2 separate regions of the Mus musculus genome follow, and region 2 is linked to region 1. The links are chromatin loops, found by intact Hi-C in ENCODE. Cell type or tissue: heart. All regions are shown on one strand.

Region 1 (8,000 bases):
GGAGGTTGACTTCACAAGTATGAGACCCACCCAGTTCTCTGTCAACAAAGCAAGCTGCTCTTGGGCTGAAGCATGCCTCATAGGCATGAAATCTGGTAGCGCCACACTCCCCTGGCTTCCTTCCTGAGCCTGCCCTACCCACAAAGACCCGCCTAGAGGGAGCCTAGCCCACTTGGTGGCAGTCCAGAAGAGCAGGTGCACAGGGGAAAAAGACGGCCGGACATGCCGACTCTTCTGGGCTTTTTTTTGTTTTTTGTTTTAAAGATTATTTTATTTATATGAATACACTGTAGCTGTCTTCAGACACACCAGAAGAGGGCATAGGATCCCATTACAGATGGTTGTGAGACAACATGCAGTTGCTGGGAATTGAACTCAGGACCTCTATAAGAACAGTCAATGCTCTTAACCACTAAGCCATCTCTCCAGTCCCCAGACCTCCTCCATCTTTAGCTGGGTCAGAATAAAAGAGCTTTGGAAAGACAGTGATGGGTCTGCCAGGCAGCTGTTCGGATAAAAGCTATACCAGTCTGAGCAACTTCGTTTGTTTTCTGGAACCATGATAGAAGGAGAGAATCAACTCCCTAAATTTGACCTCTGACCTCTATGCATGCTCTGCCCCCCCCCCAGAAGAAAATGGGGAGAAGGAAGAGGAAGGGGAGGTTATAATCCAGGACTTAAGATGGCTCAGCAGGTAAATGTTGCTCGCTACCAAGCTGAAACCTGAGATCAATCTCTGGAGACCCACAAAATTGAAGGAGAGAACTGACCCCCACAACCTATTCACATAGGCCCCTCCCAACCACAAATTAAAAAAATAAGTATATACATATACAGATTCAAGAGGTGGTAAGCATTCATTGTTCTTTCCTGTAGAGGACCCAGGCTTGTTTCCCAACACCCATATTGCAGTTCACAACAATCCATAACTCCAGGGAATCTGCTGCCCTCTTCTGGCCTCCACGGGCACCAGGAATTCATACGGTGCACATCCATCCAGGCAAAATGCTCATATATATAAAAGTAAACCTCAAAAACAAAAAAGTCACCGGGTGTGGTGGCGCACGCCTTTGATCCCAGCTCTTGGGAGGCAGAGGCAGGCGGATTTCTAAGTTCGAGGCCAGCCTGGTCTACAGAGTGAGTTCTAGGACAGCCAGGGCTACACAGAGAAACCCTGTCTCGAAAAACCAAAACCAAAACAAACAAAAAGTCATCAAGGCTCTCAGCATGGTGGTAATCTTAGCACTACAGAGAGGCAGAGGTAGGCAGATCTCTATGAGTTCAAGGCCATCCTGATCTACATAGGAAATTCCAGGCCAGCCAGGGCTACAGAGCTACATAGTAAGACTCTGTATACTGGCTGATTTTATGTGTCAACTTGACACAAGTTAGAATCATCAGAGAGGAAGGAGCCTGAGAAAATGCTTCCATAAAATCTGGCTATAAAACGTATTTCAATTCGTGATCAATGAGAGAGGGTCCAGCCCATTGTGAGTGGTACCATTCCTGGGCTGCTGGTCCTGGGTTCTATAAGAAAGCAATCTGGGCAAGCCACCAGGAGGAAGTCAGTAAGCAGCACTCCTCCATGGCCTCTGCTCCTGCCTCCAGGTTTTTGCCCTGCTGAATTCATGTCCTGACTTCGTCCAGTGATGGACAGGAATGTGGATGTGTAAGGCAAATAACCCTGTAGTTGGTCTTTGCTACTTTGTGGGTTTCTCTTTTTCCCACCCTTTGTTCCACACTATGCCCCGTTTCACCTACTATCACTAGACAGGAGAGAGACAGGGAGAGAGGGGGAGAGAGATCCAGATCCCTGAATCTAATTTCTTTCCTTTAGTGTCTTCTTTGAGGACAACTATGACAAACCATGACCAACGACCACGCAGCGTACCTATTGGTCCTCTAGCACTTATTTACCCTCTGTACAGTTTCCAGAATTCCAAACGCCACACAGTCGCAGAAACTATACGTGGCTGACAAAAATCACACCTCTGCTGGAGCACGAGGCAAATCATAACCAGCTGCTGCAGACAATCTGAAGGATTAAAATGAAACATTGTCATAATACTTCTGTGCTTTTTAAAGGAACCAAAATCTCAAACTTGTCGCTACAATAATCCTTTCCTCCCCAAGTTGCTTTTCTTGTCACAGTGTTTCATTGCAGTTATGGAAAGCCTGAGTAAGACACTCTGTCTTGGGAAAAAAAAAAAAAAAGTTGGAAGCTACAGAGCATTTACTCAGTGTCTGTCATTTATACCACTAGCCTCATGCCACGTTCCTTGCAAACCTGAGATATTATCTGGATGTCATGTTGCATAGCTACTATAAACACCAACAAACCTCACACTGCTCCTTCTCTGGCGGTGGTTTGGAAAGAACCTGTGCCTTAGTTTACTTTTCACACACGGTGACCCTCACGTGGTGATCGTCGCTGATTAGAACTGGGTCTGTAGACCACAGTGGCTTGGAATTCTGTGAGATCTTTCTGTTTCTGCCACCTAAGTACTGGGATTACAGTTGTGCAGCACCAACCCGACCCCCTTCCTAAGATTCTTGTGAGCAACAAAAGAATTTTGAATAGTGTCCATTGTGGACCTGCCTCTTTTCATAACCCTGACCTTTGGCACCAAGCCACTTTCCCTTCCCATGACTCAGTTCCCCTTCCTTCTCCACGGCTTGATCGGGGACTGCTTGGGAGAAGACTTACACGAGGGCCTGGTGGGCAGACAAAGCTAAAACCCTTTATCAACAATGTTGTTAAAGGGGTGTGGCAACAGCTCAGAAAGGAGAGAGCTAGCTCAACTTGGAGTCAGTGCATGCCTACAATCCCTGGCTGGTTAGCCAGGACGACAGGAGATGCCATCTCATAAAACAAAACCAAGGTGGGTGGAATGGCTTCAAAGGTTGTGCCACCAAACTTGGCTACGTGAGTTGGGGCCCCGGCACCCACTTGCTGCTTCCAACTCAAAGCAAGTTGTTATTTGCCCTTCAGAAGTCAGCACGGCCTGCACACACACAAAATAATCAGCAAGCAAACAAATAGGAGCATTAACAAGAGTGGAAAGCAAGTTGGTCAGAGCCAGGGTCCACTCCTTGGGCCTTGCCACATGGGAGAGGGGCTTCATGTATGTGGCCGGTGGAGAAGGGGCCCTACCCCAGCCCAGGTGGCTCTCTCACAAGAAACCCCCAAATGCCTGGCCCTTGGGGAGGATTTGGCTGTCAGGTACTTCAGCAGCGGAGTACCTGTTCCCCTCCCCCATCCCCAACAAGTGGACCTTCTCATTAGCTCCACTCGGCGGCCCTGGGAATGTGAAAAGGCGGGTGGGGGTGGGGAGGGTGGAGCGTCTACGAAGAGACAAAAGGGCCGCCTCAAAACCAGCCACAAAGACCACAGGATTCTGGTGAGATAGAGAAAGTGGGACAAGGACAACCGGAAGGGACTGGTAGGGCCAGAGGACAGACTGACTGGTCCAGCCCCACCCAGCGGGGTTCGGCCTGCTGGGTTGGTTTATGCTGCCCCCTCGCGGAAGGCTGCGATATAAAAAAAGGATACTGGGTGGGAGGGACGCAGAGGCCAGATGCAGGGACAGGAATATTAAGAGTGACACAGAAAAAAACTATGAGACAAGAAACAGAAAGTGACAGGGACGCAAAGAGAGACGCACACAGTCAAAGGAATGCAACGAGACACGGGGACTAAGTGACATAGGCACATGGACAGACAAAGAAACACCAGAGCAGAGCCACAGAGAAACATGGGGATGCGGAGGGAGACTCAGAGGTAGAGAAAGAGGAGAAATCTGGAAAGAAATGATGCGGCGACACGAGAACCCAGGGCAGAGATCAGAAAGAAATGGGGTCCACTAAGAAGTGACCCCGACCTACCACAGCAGCAGGACTAGGAGAAAGGCTGGGACAGGGGTGTGGCCTCACCAAGGGGCGGTGCCTCAGGAAGGGAGGCCCTATGAGAGCCCACATACTCAGGCTAACCAGAGGGCAGTGGGGCGTGGTCTGGGCGAGAAGGCATGGCTTCTCCTGGTGGGAGGCGACCGGAAGTTTAGAAGGGGGTGTGACCGCGTCTCATTAGAGTGACCAGTAGGGGGCGCAGTGGGTCTTCCCGGGTTGTGTGTGGGCGTGGCTCCATGTCGAGTGGGCGTGGTCAAATAGTTAATTCCAGGAGAAGGCGGAGATAGAATCGTGGGGCCAGACAGGTGTGGGACGCGGGATGGGCGGGGTCTTAGCCCTGAGAGGGGCGGAGCCTGAGCCCTAGGATCGGCTTGGCGAAGAGGGGCGGGGCCTGTGACGTCATGAGTCCGGCCCGCTGGAGCTAAGCGAGGGGCCGGGGGGCGCGGATCCTGAGAGCCAGGCGAGGGAAAGCTGGGCCGAACGAACTGATCCGGGGAGCCGTGAGCGGCGGAAGCCGGCCTGGAGCCGGACACTTCAGACCCCTGACTGCCCTCCCAGCCGATCGGTACACGAAGAGTGGTCCCTAGGCACCCCCTGCCCGGGCCCAGTCCCTCCCCGGGCCCCCCATGGCCCGGGCCGCAGTCCTCCCGCCGTCCAGATTGTCACCGACGCTGCCGTTGTTGCCGCTGCTACTGCTCCTGCTTCAGGAAACAGGTGAAAACGCGCGGATGCCTTCGTCAGTCCTCAGAAGGGAGGGAACGGGGCATCGTCCCCCACCTCACTCCCAGCTCCCCGAGGCCCCTTTCCCTCGTGCCCCCTTCTAGGTTGGCCCTACTGATCGAGATTCTCGCAACACACCGGGCTCTCTCTCCGAGTCTCCTAACCTCCCTCTCTGCACCTCGCGTAATCACAAGTGTCCATTCTAACCCGGGTTTCTGACCCCCTCCACCTCCCTCGGCGTGGAAAGGGTTAAATCCTCCCCATCCTGTGCTGATCACTTATCCGGAATCTGGATTTCCGTCTCTGCTCTCCCCCCTCAGGAATGTGGAGAATGTTCCCCCCACTCACACTAGCTGGAGGGTCGTGATGGTGAGGAGGGACGACACCCCCCCCCCTTTTTTTTCTTTTCCTTCTTGTTGGGTTGGGCATCCGAGGCCCGGGGAGAATTGGGCGCGAGGGGACCCACAGTCGAGGTTCCCAAGACGAGTGTGTGTTGGGGGGGGGATGAGTTCGGTCTTTGGGAGCCCTTGGCAAACCAATGATGAGAGTTGGGGGCACTCAGGGGCAGGAAGGGTGTGAGTCTGGAGTGCAAGCCTCAGGGAGTTTACAGACACTGACCCCTGGGTTCTGGGAAAATTAAGAGGTTCTGCCTCCAGGATCTCAGAAGGCGAGCCTAACCCGGGTCTAGATAGAATTGGAGAAAAGGGGTTCAAACTTGTGGGTCTTGGGTTTAACTGTGGGCAAAGAGCTCTGCTCGCTGGGGTCCAGGTGCAGTTAGGGTCCAGAGGCACTATCTTGGCAGGTTCGGATTTAGCTGTAGGCAATGGAATTTAATGATCAAGGGACTCTGACCTTTACCCCTCTGCCCCCAAATATAATCAAAGGCTTAAAGACGTAGCCTGAAATTGGGAACTTAGTCGGCTGTGTCCCAGGTAGAGTCAGAGCCCGGGAGGTTTGCAGTTTTCCTCCCCTTCCCCCTTTCCTTGTGAGTGGCAACGTCCCTGGGGAAGTTTTCCGGTATCGCTTTCACCTAGTTTGGGAGGGGCGGGGCGGGGCTGGAGCGCTAAGAGTCCCAACTCCTGGTTTCGGGACCTTATCTCTCCTTTGGTCACGCCTTTGTCCTCGAAGCACTTGGAGAGGTAAATGGGAGGAGCCTCCTCTCTAAGACTCGCTCCCCTTTCCCCACCCCCCAGCCCTGGAGGGGACTTGGGGCTCTGCGAGGCCAGGGGGTGGGGGTGGGGGATGGGGTGAGGTGTAAACAGGTGTGCTGACCTCGCCCCGCCCCTAGCAGGTGACCTGGCTGTTTCTTCCTAACTACACACTCTGGGATGGGGAGCGGGGAGTTTCTGGAGAGTTTGCTCAGAACGGGGATCAGAAGGATCGTAGGGAGAATGCCTGTCACTTTTGGCCTCGTTTTTTCTTTCGTCACCTCCTTTGAGGTCATTGGCCTTGACCTCCCAGATAGATGAGATCTGTACCTGTCCCTCTGAGTGAATTCTTAGAATCCACCCGTGTGGTACCTCATAGCAGATTCCACAGAACCCCAGAGCAAACCTTGTTCCCCTTCCCAGCCTGCGAACGGGGAAACCGAAAAGGACACTCTCCCAAGGTTCCACTCCCGTCCCTTGAAAGCCTTTGAAAGCCAGCAACCCAATAGCCAGGCTGGGCAAGCTCCCCAAAGTGCTTCCTATTTCCTAGACCTGTGGTGACTGTCCCTTCTCTGTTGAATCCCTGGGGGGATTTCCTGGGGCTGGGCCTTCCCTTCGAACGTTGGGGAGAGGACCTTGGCCTTTCCTAACCCATCCTACTCCTATCTCCACTTCCTCATTCCTTCTCTCTCCCTCTCCTTTTTCTTTTTTCATTTCCCTTTCCATCTCTCCCTTCTCTCTCTTTCCGGGCTCTTTCTCCTTTCTGTTCTGTTTGTCCTTCCTTTGCTCTCTCCATCTCTCCCTTGCTTTCCCTACATCTCTTTCCCCTGGCTCTAGCTGCTCAGCCTCCCTGCTTCCTGGCCTCCTCTGGGAATGGGGCTTACACCACCTGGACCTCCTGCTGGAGCCTGAGCCTCCCTCCCCACTCTTCCCTATCTCTCTCTGCTCATCTATGTCATCCAGGCAGCCCCACACAGTGGCGGGGGAGGGGAGAAGAGGGGATGGCAGGCCTGGCTGTCTCTTCTCGTTAGGGAAGGGGAACTGAGCAGAGAAGAAATGGGGGAGGGGGAGGGGGGGGCAAGAGACAGGATGGAGAGCAGGGATATAGGAAGAGGAGCCAAGAGAGGGAGGGGACGGGGATCAGACCTATGCAAGGATGGAGTAATGCAAGGATGGAGTCATGCACAAAGAATGAAGGAAGATTGCAAGGGAGGGCAGAAAGATACCAGAAAGGGGCAGGGGTGCTGGGGTGCTGGGAGGGGTATAGGCAGGGACACTGGAAGGGCAGAGAGGTTTGGTGACAGGAAAGGAGATCAGAAGACCCCAGCCAGAGGGCTGTGGAGATCCTGTGACTTGGAGAGGTCAGAGCACAGGCCAGTCTCAAGGCCAGCCAGCATGTAGGGGCCACAGGGAGTTAAAGACACGGGAGGCACAGGGAGTCTTGCACAAGGGCCAGCTCCCCTGCCCCCGCTGGGATGCTGATACATTTTTAATGCCCCAGCAATGCTGAGAAACAGAGCAGGAAGGGAGGAGGAGATGGACCAGGAGAGATGGCCCGGCAGTAAGAAAGTATGTCAGGAGCCTTGGAGAGGTGTGAGTGCTGGATGCCTAGAGACATGGAGACCCCAGGGTCACAGAAACAGAAACCTAAGACAGGGATGAACACCTGTGACTCCAGCACTCAAAGAAAGCTGAGGAGGGCGGGGGGGGGGGGGGGGGGGCGGGGGGATTGCAGGGAGTTCAAGGCCAGGCTGAGTTACATAGGAAGACCTTGTCTCAAGACAGAATGGTGGAGTCAGGCCTGTAATCTCAGTGCCAGCGTGGGGGAGGCTGAGGCAGCACACTGTCCACCCCCAGGGCCGCCTTGGCTGGAGAGCGGAAAGACTGGGGGGAAAAAAGAAATGGGCTGGGCCAGTGGATAGAGTGTTCACCTAGCATGCACGACACCCTGGGTTCCAAACTCAGCACCTCCAACGGCAGGCATGGTGGCACAGGACTGGAATCCAAGCGAGAATTCCGGATTGCATGGCTATGTAGTGAGATTGAGGCCAGGCAGGGTTATCTGAGTCCTTCTCTCGGAAGAAAACAAGAGGAGCAAAGCAGTCGGCAGAGTGCTTGCCTAGCATGCATGAGGCCTAGGGTTCAATCCCTCGCACCCAAAAATCACCAGTGGTAGTGTGCACCTGTAATCCTGCAAATGGAAGATAGAGACCAGAGCTTCAGAAG
Region 2 (8,000 bases), 120 kb before region 1:
TTCCACAGCCCCTAATTAGAATGCAAAAAGCTCTGATTAATGAAATGTGGGTGCAAGCAGTGCCCAGTAGTCCAGGTGCGCCATCACTTTCCCTCCAGACTCCAGTCACAGTGACTAGCCCTGTCAGTCAGGTTCCTGAATGAGCCCACCTAAAGCTGAGTTCTCCTGACCCTTTTCATAGCTGTCTACCTGAGACCGAAGTATCACAGGAGTGAGAAATATAAACCCTAAATGAGCCACGCTGTGAGTAAAATGGGGCTTCTTATTACTGCACCGTAGCCCAGCTCAATCTGACCACAGGTGAGGAGACCCAGCCTTCTCAACATAAAAACTACATTTCCCAGGAGTCCTTGCAACTAGATCTGGCCACCTCGTGGTTAAGTTCAATATAATCAAAAATGGAAGTTGTATAAACAGTTCACAGAGAGGTCTTCCCTGCAAGAAACAGAGCAAGTGAGAGAGTTGGGGTCCTGGGGATGCTGTAGACAGATTCACCATGCTAATTAGAGAGAGATCTGAGCAAAAACTCCCTAACTTAAGTGACTTCTCTGGGGAGTCACAATTTTCCAGGCTCTTTCTAAACACGTTTAACCCACATCCAAGCAGCATTTTCCAGATAGGGCGTCTAAGTCTAACTGCTCCACTCTCACAGGACAGTCTGGAGAATGCTGCACTAGTCATAGTGTCCCTAATAAATGCATTCAAAATATATGCATTTATTAAGTATATAGCAAGCCAAAGTAAAAAGAATAAATAACAAGTCAGGCATGGAGGCTGTACTGCCTGGGTTTGTGTCAACTTGACATAGGCTGGAGCTACCACAGAGAAAGGAGCCTTTCTTGAGGAAACGCCTCCATGAGATCCATTTTCTCAATTAGTGATCAAGGGGGCAGGGCCCATTGTGGGTGGTGGTGCCATCCCTGGGCTGGTAGCCTTGGGTTCTATAAGAGAGCAGGCTGAACAAGCCAGGGGAAGCCAGCCATTAAGGAACATCCCTCCATGGCCTCTGCATCAGCTCCTGCTTCCTGACCTGCTTGAGTTCCAGTCCTGACTTCCTTTGGTGATGAACAGCGGTTTGGAGGTGTAATCTGAATAAACCCTTTCCTCCCCAACTTGCTTCTTGGTTTTGATGTTTTGTCCAGGAATAGAAACCCTGACTAAAATAATAGTGCATACCTTTGATCCCAGCAATCAGGAGGCAGAGAGGCAGGCAGATCTCTGTGAGTTTGAGGCCAGCTTGGTTGGTCTACAGAGCAAGTTCCAAGACAGCCGGGGCTACATAGAAAACCCTTGCCTTACAAAAACAAAAGATGAATAAAATTTTAAAGTAAATTAAAGATAATAAATAGCAAGCAAAAGGTAAATAGCAAAACACTATCAAAGCAGATGCTCACAATATCCAGTGGGAACCTACCTACTGGGCATGGACATCAGGCGTCAGCAGTGGCCCCACTCAGCTTCTCTCCATGGAGGAGCTCCTGGCTCCTCTCTGTGCAGACACCTTTATATCAGAGGACAAAGGATAACAGCCTCGGGCTGGAGAGTTGGCTCAGCCATTAAGAGCACGTGCTTCTTTTCCTAGAGGACCTGAGTTCCATTCCCAGCACACCTGCCTGTAACTCCTGCCTGTAACTCCTGCCTGTAACTCCTGCCTGTTACTCCTGTAGTCACAGACACATTCACACAATAAAAATAAAAGTAAAAGAAGAAGAAGAAGAAGAAGAAGAAGAAGAAGAAGAAGAAGAAGAAGAAGAAGAGGAGGAGGAGGAGGAGGAGGAGGAGGAGGAGGAGGAGGAGGAGGAGGAGGAGGAGGAGGAGGAGGAGGAGGAGGAGGAGGAGTAAGACCTTGGAAATGACTTGTCTTCTAGCTGTCCTCAAAGACATAATACTTTTTAAAAAAAAAGATTTACTTATTTATTTATTTGTTTAATGTATATGAGGACACTGTAGCTGTGCAGATGGTTGTGAGCCATCATGTGGTTGCTGGGAATTGAGGACCTCTCACTCTGGCCCCACTTGCTCCAGCCCAAAGATTTATTTATTATTATATGTAAGTACACTGTAGCTGTCTTCAGGCACCCCAGAAGAGGGCATCAGATCTCATTACGGATGGTTGTGAGCCACCATGTGGCTGTTGGGATTTGAATTCAGGACCTTCCGAAGAGCAGTCAGTGCTCTTAACCACAGAGCCATCACTCCAGCCTCAACATAATGCTTTTTTACTCTTGAGTTGTTTTGCTGTCTTTTCCTCCCTGCTACTGAGGTAGGGATGTTTAGCCCTTCCCCAGACAAGGGGCCTTGGGGGACACTGAGACAAACATGCTCGGGTCTGACGTGGGGGGTGTTTAAGCTCCAAGAGCTTAAACAGAGGAGTTCAATTCTCAGCACCTACACTGGGCCGTTCACAACTGCCTGTGACTCCAGCTTCAGAGGATCCAGCGCCCTCTTCTGGCCTCCTCAGGTCCTACACTCATGTGCACAACCCCCCTGCTCCCCACCCCACCCCACACATACACATAAAAATAAGTCTCTAAGCCAGGCCTGGTGGCACACGCTTTTAATCCCAGAACTTGGGAGATGGAGAAACCCTGTCTCAAAAAGATTGAAATAAATAAAATTTTAAAATCAGTTTAAAAATCAACAAAATCAATGACAAAATCCTGTATAATTTATTAAATATTATGTATATAATATGCTGTATCACATAATATCATATTCTATATTATATATTTTGTGGGTAGGCCATGACCTCTGACCTCAGATTTTCAAGAGTCTTAGTCTATACATTGCCACCTTGTGACTGGAGACACTGGGGCTGGAGAGCCGATGTGGCTGTCTCGAGGCAGCACGCTGGTGATGGGAAGGAAAGGTTGTTTGTTGTTGTTGTTGTTGTTGTTGTTGTTGTTGTTGTTGTTGTTGTCAGGATGAGCTGGATTTTGCTGCAGTAACAATTAGCCCCGTGCTGTCCCCAGCTTGAAAAGCTTGTAAGATTTATTTTTTTCCCCTCCTACAAGTTTGTCTCAGGTGGATAGGTGTGACAAGGGTCAGAAGAACTCAGCTGCATGTGGACATCTTCAGAAATGAGGCTGACAAGGTTACTCACTGTAGCAGGGAAAAGCAGGGCACGTGGGTGTGCACCCAGCGATTTTTATAACACACGTTCCCCCTCCCCCCCAAAAGCTGGAAATAAGGCTTCCACTCACTTTCCATTGGCTGAATAAAGTCACATGGTACTGAGTTCTATAAAGACCGCAGTCTTGCAAATCTCCTCCGACCGGAAGTGGGAGACCTGGAGTACTGTATGCATCCTGGGAATTGAACCCTGATCCAGCTCCCCTGACAAAAATATCTAAGCAAGCCTGCCCTGCTTAAGTTATTTTTTCCATGGACTCCATTTATCCAGCAGACACTGAACCAGAGCATAGAGGCTAGGGGCAAACCGCAAGTGCCGATAGATGCGACGAGGGTAACCTTGGCAGAGGCTGGTTGTAGATTGAAAAGGGAGGGTTAGAAAGCAGGAAGGGTGAAGAGAAACCCATCCATTCATGAGCTCCACACGTATTTATTGAGCACCTGCTGGATACAGCACTGTTTTAGGTCCCAGGAGACATCTATATAACCAAAACAGAGACCTCTTCCTTGGGGGGCTGAGCTCCCCGCAAGGAGACTACGGGACAATCGAAGAGGTGCGGACCAAACCACAGAGGTGACATTGTTGGGAAGGGGAGCAATGGAATAAATGTTCAGACCACTAAGATATTTGTGCTTCTGTGTCCATAAACTAAAAACAGGCCAGCAAGATGGCTCAGTGGGTAAAGGGCCTTGCGGCCAAGCCTCGTGGCCTGAGTTTTGCTCTCTGGTACCCACACATTGGAAGGAGGGAACTGACTTCTACATACGACATACACACAATAATAAGTAAGTGGGTTTTTTGGTTTGGCTGGGAGATATATATCGGAAGGAGTGTGAAAAGCAGTCATTCTTGAATCCAGGAACCTGCAGATCCCACACAGTTCATTAAGTAGGTGTGCATGCTGAACCAGCAGGAGGCAGCAAAGGCTAACACATAGCCCGCCTAGCACAAACTCGGCCACAACCTGATGCCCACCCCAACCCCCATCTCCCACCCCACTTTCCCCACCTTGTGAGTATTCACAGCCCACTCTACTGCCTCCTGTCAAAATACCCAACCTTGATCAGCCTCTGCCTGCAGCAAGAACAAATGCTATCAGCCCCTGAACTTAGCTTTCCCAGTCCCCACAGCCCAGCTTAGACCAGGCAGCTCCCCTCCCCTCCACCTCAGCCTCTCCATGGCCTGTCTTTCTCCCCACGCAAAGCAGCCCAAGGAGCTTTGTTCACTCCAAAAATCAACCCTTCCCCTCCCTGTCTGGAACAGGCCATTGCACCCAGTGCCTTTAAAGACAAACTTTTCAGGCTGGGTGTGAGGTGCACCCCTTTAATCCCAGCACTGGAGGGGCAAGGGGGGAGCAGGAGCAGGTGGGTCTCTATGAGGTCAAAGCCAATCTGATCTACATAGTGAGTTCCACGCCAGCCAAGACTACATAGAGAGACCCTGTCTCAAAAACCGAAACAAACAAGCAAACAACCTCCCCCCCCCCAAAAAAAATAGCAGCAGTATGGTGGTACACACCTGTGATCCCAGTGGGGACTTCTGGTCCCCCTTTAGTATTCTGTACCCCTTATCCCCACTTTGGGATCCACAGAACTGAACTGCCTTCTGTACCCCAAAACTCAACCTGGGGCTCTCCTCTCCCTCTCTCTGGAAGAATGCAAACAAATACAAAAGAGAAGGACCCAAAGTGTAACCAAAGCAGGTGTCAAGGAGGACGGGATTCCAGGCAACGCAGCCTGAGCTGGGTGTCCTTGACTGGAACTGGGCAGCAGCAGGGGTCCCTGTCACCGGCCCCTGCCACTCCCAGGATACAGTCAGCTTTTAAAAGATAGTGGCTCCTTGTTTGACAAAAGAGGAAGTGGGCCTGGGGAAGGAAGTAGGCTGGGCTCTGAGCCCAGAGTCAAAATGATTCAGGGGGGAAACCTTCTGTTCGGAAGCCACCTCTGTGGGCGAAAGGTCCTGTGCCCGCTTACAGGGTCACAGGATCATCCCGCATAGACTGGTGATCAGAAGTGTAGACGCCTCTCCCAAAACAGCAGACTTCCATGAACTCCCAAGGGCACCAGGGACGGTGTGCAGGCCTCTGTAGGGTCACAGGGGTGACCTCATCCTGCCCCTGTGGTTGGTGATGAGCTGAGATGGAGGTAGCCCTGGGCCAGGAAGTGAAGGCCAGAACTGAAAGCAGCCGTCCACAGCACACCAGTCGGGAAGAGAGAAACCAGTGCAGAGTTAGTATTCAGAGACTTTCTGCTATCTGTCTGTCTGTCTGTCTGTCTGCCTGTCTGCCTGGCTGTCTGTCTTGGAACTCATTCTGAATATCAGTCTGGCCTCAGACTCACAGAGATCCTCCTGCCCCTGCCTCCCTTCCAGGTGCTGGGGTCACAGGCCAATTGGGCCGCCATGGTTGGCTTTCTTTGCTCTTATACAATCCAGGGCCTCAGACCAGGGAATGGCACCTCTCACTTTGAGGTGAGTCCTCCCACATCCATTAACACAGTCAGACAATCCCCCACAGACACTCCAGAGGCCATGCTGCTGCCCTCAACAGTCACTCAGAGACTCACTTCCCGGGTGATTTTTCAGGGTGTGTGAAGTTGAGACATTAATCATCACACTGGAGGATTCTAGGTGGTTCTCTACCTCCAAAGTCGGCCTTCCCTGTTTGAAGTGAGTCCTCCATACACACTTCCCAGGCCCCAAATCATGGGTTCTACCAACTATGCCCAATATACGCATGAGGGACTGGAGATGAACCTGCATCTTCACGCCACCTTAAAAGCTGGCTTGGCCCTCTGTCTATAACCCCAGCGCAGAAGGGCAGAGACAGGAGGATCACTGGAACTGGCTGGCAGCCGGCCTAGCTCTGGGTTCAGCAAGAAACCCTGCCTCAGGGAACAGGTGGAGATGTGGACATCCCTTGTTTTCTTAGGGGCCAGGGAGGGGGTCGGAAACACACATATGCACCGACCCACACAACATACAGTGGAGAAAGTGCCTGCTTTTTGAGGAATGAGGGCCTGGGTTCAGATGCCTGGCATCAAGGTCAAAAGCCAAGTGTGACAACTCGTGCCCAAACCCTAGCACTGGGGTGGACGTGGTGGTGGTGAAGGAGGGGTGTCTACGCTCACCAGCCAGGCAGAGCACAGAAATGGTGTGCTCTAGGCTCAGTGAAAGACCCTGGCTCGAAAGAAAGAAAGAAAGAAAGAAAGAAAGAAAGAAAGAAAGAAAGAAAGAAAGAAAGAAAGAAAGAAAGAAAGGAGGGAGGGAGGGAGGGAGGGAGGGAGGGAGGGAGGGAGGGAGGGAGGGAGGGAGGGAGGGAGGGAGGGAGGGAGGGAGGGAGGGAGGGAGGCAGGCAGGCAAGAAAGAAAGCAAGCAAGAAAGCAGGTTGGGTGCACAGCTTTGACCCTAGCCCTTTAGAGACAGAGACAGGTTGATCTCTGTGAGTTTGGGGCCAGCCTGATCTACGTAGAGCGTTCCAGACCAGCGGGGGGGGGGGGGGAGTGCATAGTGAGACCCTGTCTCAAAAAAAAAAGTAAAAATTGTAAAAAAGAAAGAAAATAAAAGGGAAAGGTGATCGCTAGACATGGAGCTATAGCACGGCATTTACCTAGTCTGCAGGGGGTCCCGAGTTCAACTCCTACTGCCTACATGAAAAATTAACAACCGTTGTGTTGTGTGGGACAGGAGAGACAGCACCCACGTGGTGACTCACAACCACCTGCAACTCCAGTTCTGGGGGTCAGACATCCTCTCCAGGCTATTTCAAGCACTACATGCATGTGGAAGCTAAATATAATACACACACAATAAAAATAAAGGTTAATAATAACAGTAGTAATAATGATGTGTTGATCAGTCGTGGAAGATACCTGACAGATATCATCCACCTCTAGCTTCACAAGGACTTGTAGACAGACGGGCAGACAGACAGACAGACAGACACACACACACACACACACACACACACACACGAAGTCCTGTGTCTCTGATGAACATGTGCAGGTTTTTTCTTGCTGTGGTTCCTACAGCGGCAGTGTGACAGGGCAGCTGTACCCATGTGACAGCCTTTGGTATGCTGAGTTGTACTGAAATGGCTGAGTGCACCCAGGAGGCTATGGTAGGTCTAGGACCAATGCTACTATTGATCAACATTGTCAGCATCTTGGGCTTGGGTAGCCATGGAGTTGATTCCAAATCCCACCCAGAACCTTCTGCCATCAGGTGGAGATGAGGGGATGGGGACTATGATTGGCTGTGAGTGTGACAGGCATAGGAGTGTGGGGACACAATGATGGATGCCACCTTCTATTTGAAATAAATACATTCGATTTCCGTAATAACCTTTTTTTTAAAAAAAAGTTTTTTAAAAAGATTTATTTATTATTGTATATAAGTACACTGTAGCTGTCTTCAGACACCAGAAGAGGGTGACAGATCTTATTATAGATGGTTGTGAGCCACCATGTGGTTGCTGGGATTTGAACTCAGGACCTTCAGAAGAGCAGTCAGTGCTCTTAACCACTGAGCCATCTCTCCAGCCCCAAAAAGAGTTTTTTATTTAATGTATGAGTATCTGCATGTACACCTGCATGTCAGAAGAGGGCCCAGGATTTCACTATAGATGGTTGTGAGCCACCATGTGGTTGCTGGGAATTGAACTCAGGACCTCTGGAAGGGCAGCCAGTGCTCTTAACCGCTGAGCCATCTCTCCAGCCCAATACCATCTTTTAAGATTTAAGGTGTGTGTGTGTGTGTGTGTGTGTGTGTGTGTGTGTGTGTGTGTGTGTGTGCCCCTGGAGGTCAGAAGAGGGAATCAGATCAGAGAGAGACCCTGGAGCTGGAGTTACAGATGCCTGGTGTGAGTGCT

What was found. Peaks named below come from ENCODE experiments on the same cell type or tissue, not always from the same donor. Only the 100,000 strongest peaks of a DNase experiment are listed, where the experiment ranks them.
Region 2: a loop joins it to region 1, with 4 times the contacts of the local background. A loop is called at or near these places in 5 of 42 quality-filtered maps.

The regions. Positions count from the first base shown.
Region 1 is chr7:19,745,835-19,753,834 of GRCm38, reverse strand. It overlaps Nectin2 (nectin cell adhesion molecule 2), which reads left to right and starts at 4,262. Exons shown (of 9, transcript NM_008990.3): 1 at 4,262-4,620. The coding sequence starts at 4,533. It overlaps Gm34744 (a long non-coding RNA gene), which reads right to left and starts at 4,265. Exons shown (of 3, transcript XR_881878.3): 1 at 3,886-4,265; 2 at 1,892-2,035. In heart, CTCF peaks have their summits at 148 (motif pointing right), 948 (motif pointing left), 3,511 (motif pointing left) and 4,097 (motif pointing right); DNase peaks (open chromatin) are centred at 14, 3,494, 4,004, 4,834 and 3 weaker places; H3K4me3 peaks cover 5,074 bases; H3K27ac peaks cover 5,747 bases.
Region 2 is chr7:19,868,479-19,876,478 of GRCm38, reverse strand. Ceacam19 (carcinoembryonic antigen-related cell adhesion molecule 19) reads left to right here. Exons shown (of 7, transcript NM_177036.5): 7 at 1-737. It also overlaps a transcript of Ceacam16 not described here. Among named protein-coding and RNA genes, the nearest start is that of Ceacam16, 11 kb to the right of the region's middle. In heart, CTCF peaks have their summits at 2 (motif pointing left), 2,408 (motif pointing left) and 4,023 (motif pointing right); DNase peaks (open chromatin) are centred at 28 and 5,038; H3K27ac peaks cover 425 bases.